2 separate regions of the Mus musculus genome follow, and region 1 is linked to region 2. Evidence: chromatin loops called from intact Hi-C (ENCODE). Cell type or tissue: left cerebral cortex. All regions are shown on one strand.

What was found. Hi-C counts contacts between places; a loop is a spot of excess contacts. Peaks named below come from ENCODE experiments on the same cell type or tissue, not always from the same donor. Only the 100,000 strongest peaks of a DNase experiment are listed, where the experiment ranks them.
Region 1: a loop joins it to region 2, with 2.7 times the contacts of the local background. A loop is called at or near these places in 1 of 42 quality-filtered maps.

What each region holds. Positions count from the first base shown.
Region 1 is chr10:70,745,626-70,748,125 of GRCm38, forward strand. No RefSeq gene overlaps it. Among named protein-coding and RNA genes, the nearest start is that of Gm33979, 6.6 kb to the left of the region's middle. In left cerebral cortex, no CTCF peak of the experiment used is centred here; a DNase peak (open chromatin) is centred at 1,330.
Region 2 is chr10:70,592,693-70,595,192 of GRCm38, forward strand. The region is part of intron 1 of Phyhipl (phytanoyl-CoA hydroxylase interacting protein-like); the gene reads right to left. Among named protein-coding and RNA genes, the nearest start is that of Phyhipl, 5.3 kb to the right of the region's middle. In left cerebral cortex, a CTCF peak has its summit at 1,518; a DNase peak (open chromatin) is centred at 1,526; H3K27ac peaks cover 532 bases.

The sequences.
Region 1 (2,500 bases), 150 kb after region 2:
GGATACAGCAATAAAATGACTCCTAATAAAATTTTGCTATACCCATAGGCCATATCTTACTCAGACAGCACTCAAGAAGCTTCCCCTTCTAGTAGATGGGAGCTAATACAGAGACTCACAACTGGACAACACACTGAAAGCTAGAGACTTTGGAACACTCAGTAATAAATGGAACATCTTCATGAAAGCCCTCCCCTTCAGGGCTCATGGAGCGATACAGAAGAGGAAAGGGGGATGGATAACACCAAAGGAACACAGGATTGTTCCAGTCACAACAGGATTGATATGCATATGAATCTACAGAGACCCTGGCAACATAGGCCTGCATAGGTTCCAGCCTCAGGCTCCCGGGTCTTGAGAGAGAGATGTGGACAAGTGCTTCTATCCTTAACCAAGACGCTATCTCCAGGTGGCAACTGCATGCAAAGTAACGATAAATTTTCCCCGATGGAGTTCACTGGGTAGATAAACCACACTTAAGAATAGGCCCCAAAACAAGCAGTGGGTGGCCAGTATGAATGAAGTCAGTGGTATTTCTGTGGTTTTTTTAATGACTCATATTTCTTTGTTTGGACTCTTACATGTCACTTGCATGTATATTATATTTTCAGATTTTGTGTTTTTATGGGTTTAGTGTGTGCTTGTATGCTACGCTTCTACTATGTTTTTATTTCATTTTGTTTTCTGGAGTTTGTTTCTGTTTTGTTTTGTTTTGTTTTGTGTATTTGTTTGACTTTCTGCCTTGTTTGTTTTCTAAAAAGAGAAAAAAAATTATATAAGACTCTCTGGGAGGTATGGTGGGATACTCAGGTAAGGTGTTGCTCCTCCTCCACCTCCTCCACCTCCTCTTAGAAATGTCAACAGTCAACAAGCCCAGCTGGGATGATCTTTCAAAAGAAGACATATCCGAACTCCTGAAGATGACATCTCAAGACAAGAGTCCTGTACGCCAGCAAGAAATAAATCTTTTTTAAAAGCATCTCTTTCCTTTATTAACTGCAAAGATCGTTTACAGATTTTCCATGCAGATAAAATGACAGGTTGAGAGAGCCTTGGAAATTCTGATTTTCATCCTTCTTAATTCTCATTTGAATATTTGAATATTTGAAAGCATGTGTTTCATTGGACCGCTCTACTCATTGTTCTATCCTCTTGTCAGCAACAGACTAGCTTTTTCTGGTTAAAGACTTCGCCAGGCAGAATGCCCCTTCTGTTAGAAGTGAAGAGCACTGGGATGAAATCCCAATGTAAAAAGGATGCTGATTCAATCATAATAGATTTTTTAGGATTTCCAGAATCCAAAATTAGCCACATGATTTTATGACCACGATATAATCTGAGAACTGTGTGTGCTTTCACTGTGAATCAGTACTGTTAAATATAAGCACACATTCTACAAATGAGGAAAATGAACTAAACCTGGCAAGGGAGTCCCTGAAATCAATGAGATCCATTGTAATAACTCAAATTCAGCTCTGATGCCCCCATCAGTGCTTGCTGCTGCTGACAAGGAAACTCTTCACCCGGTTGAGCTTTCCCAATGCATTTTTGACATATCACTAAATATAACTAGAGCTGCCCAGGAACTTCCTTGGTATGTGGAAGTAACACCTCTTCTTCGGGAATTATAACTATGAAATCATCTTTCTGATGCTTCCTGGGCTTCTCATATTTCTGGTTAAGGAATATTTTAATTGACCAAAATCTAAAATAATAAATTCATTCTCTCTATATCTCTGTAATTCATGCATAGGATAGGTCTTATCCAACACTGGGCAGTGAACAGTATTAGAAGGCCTTCTGACTTCATTGGCTCTGTCATACCCATGTCTTAGCTGTCAGTAAACCCTCCAGGATCACAGCTGTGATCCACCTCTGATCCCCAGCATCCCCAAGGGAACTACTAAGTGGAATGATTTCAGAGTAACCAGAGCTCAATAGCATTTGAAGCAGTATATCAGGTTAAGTCCCCAAACATACCTTCAGCGGTTCCCTAGGGAGCGTGAAATTTGACTTTCTCTTTAAGACCACACTGACAGAAATAGGAAGGACCACAGACAGCAGCAGGCATTACATTCCCAGAACTGAGCTAGGCAGCCTTAGCAATCAAGCGGAATGGAAAATGAACAGTACTGCAGAGTTGGCCCCGTTTAATGATATTCCATGGTACTTGTCAAAAGACCAACAGGAAATTCTGACGGTGCCCGGGTGAGGCAAATTTGCTCTTCATTAGCCTGGGGGGAGTCAAACTGCATTGCCAGAAACTTGGAAGAAATTATGTTGGACAGACTCTGATACTAAAGTATGATTGATAACTGAAAGATCCTGTGTCATTCAGTCATTCTATTTGGAACAACTCAAGATATCAAATAGTAAAGCTTGTTTGCACAGCGCCTCTTCACTCACACTCTCAATGTGACTGTAAATTGCATCCATTGAAGACTACAAATGGCAAATTTAATTAGGTCCTGCAAAAGAGATAGAGGAGGTCTGACTCAGA
Region 2 (2,500 bases):
TAGTTCATCTTTGGGATTCAACTTTGGCCTTCCCCAGACTGTGTTCACTCTTCGTCGGGGAGTGAAATAGAGCAAAGCTCCTTAAAGACCACTCTAAAGCTGATGGCAAATACAAACCTCTTTCTTCCCCATAAGTTCTGGTCTCCCTAGTGACCTGGGTATTTTCCATGACTAATTGTTCTCCCTGTTCTAGAACTCCTCTTCAGAGAACACAACTGAAGAACAGCTGCTATGTTTCCAAGTGGTTTTCTAAAGTTGGATTTTAACTGCCTTAGCTCAAATGCTTCTTGTCTTTATAGTAATCCATCTAAAATGACTCCCAAGATTTCAACACTCTCCTCATGTTGATGAGAAAAGGGACCTCTGTTTCACAATCTCCCTTAAAGCAGCAGAGTTCTTTTTATCAACTAATAATTCTAAAACATCTATCACTAGACTTTAGGTATTCTGCATTTCTGCTGGAAACTTTCCAAACATTATTTTTCTTCTCAAAGATATATGTATAAAACACATCCTTTTCGGGGAGACAATTCAGGTAAAAAGTCTGAACTATAGAGTAGCATAAATGAAGAAAAAGATGACCCTAGAAAGAATATGCTTTCCCCTCATGGCATTCCCTCTGAAACAATGGCAAAGCAGTGCATAGTACAAATACAGCCACAGAGTGGCTCGGATCTAGAGCTCTTCTTCAAAAAGAAGGTAGAACAGAGACCTAACATTCGAAGTTTAAAAAAAGCAAAGGTTATCGAGATGTCTTCAAACATTTGCTTTGCTTCATTTTCACTCATCAATAATTCCGATTTCCAACTTTCCAGACTTAAAATTCTAGTTATTCCTGACCATATTCCACACTGCCTGGAATTCTGTCCTGAAGTCGGTACTTGTGCATCCTCCTGCCCTGCCAACCCGCTGCATTCTGACACCAGGGAGCAGAGCATGCTAAAGCTCTCTGCGCATTTAAGCCCAAATGTTCCTGCTTGGCTACACAGTTCTGCTCCCAGTCTTTGCAAATGCTGACTTTCCCCCTTCAATGTATATGTACAAACATATTCTACTCTGTGAGACATTAATTATAGTCTGACAGTAATAAACTATTTTAAATAGCTAAAATATTAGGTAATTAGCACAGTAAGAAGATAATTGAACAGATTAATAACGAATTAAGAGATTCTTGGGAAGGCATTTAAGATACATTGAAAATAAAGCCAAGAAAGAGATATATTCAACAAGGCAAAACTTGAGTTTTGAAACTTTTCCCGAGGGCAGAGAAGTGAATGTAGAAATTAGAGTATTGTGCTTCAACTGCTGTGATTGCTGAAACTGATTTACAAATGAAAGCACACAGGGAGAAGACGCACTTGAATTAGAGGAAAGCAAAGTGGATCAAAACAAGTAGGAAATCTTAGTGAAGACAAAACCAAGTGACCTGGGTGTGTCTACACAGTGCTCTACCTAGAGTCAGGCTCTGAGAGGCTGGCCAGGGCAGCCAGTCAAGTGCCAGTTACTGCTTGGGCCACACACATTCTGCCACTGGAGGGAGTCTGTTCACATTGTCTTTGATGTGACTTTCCCTCTAAAACTTCTTGGTCTTCTATGGAAATGAGATAGAGCTCCTACCAAGAGTAAGAATTGGATTAACACAGCTGATGGTTTTCTTGCTCTTGTGTGCTTCTTTTAGCTTTTATTCATTCATTTGGGTTCTTTGCTCCCTAATGAAAATGTACATTCCCCCTCGCAGTGGTATCTGAGGCAAAGAAATGAATACAGAGACATATGACCGAGAGCAGGGCAGCTGTTAGGAAAGAGCATGAAGGAGAATATTGTCAAGCCAGGGCAGAGGGGAGCTAAGGCAGACACTGGTTTAAAGAGTGTGCTCAGGTCATAAGGCACAAGGAAAGCATCAGCAGATGTCAACTGGAAGCCAAGAACAGCTTCTAGAACTAGGGTTGACAACAGTGTTACTGTTGGGATGCTACCAAGCAAAGGGTCTCAATACCACCACTGAGATTTTTTTTTCAATTTGCCCTTAAAATTCAGAATTTATGGTCGTCAATAATCTCTCATACAATGCTTTCCTAAACAGCACACAACTGAATTGCAAATACTGGCCAGAGAGAGAAAGAGACAAGGAGGGAGGAAGGGAGGAAGGGAGGGAGAGAGTGAGGGAGAGAGGGAGGGAGGGAGGGAGGGAGGGAGGGAGGGAGGGAGGGAGGGAGGGAGGGAGAGAGAGAGAGAGAGAGAGAGAGAGACTTTAAAAAGTACTGGGTTCAACTCAAGAGAGTATGTAGAAGATAACATTCCACTCCCAATAATGTTTCTCTATTTTGCAACAAGAATTATGGTCTATGCTACATAATACTTCATTTTACATTTCAAAATCCTATATGACATTACTATGCCTGTTTTGGACAAGAGTGCCTCTGGCTAAAACAGGTTAAGTAACTGGCCCACGGTTACAGGGCTAACAAGGACCAACAATCTAACCTGGCCATGTGATCTG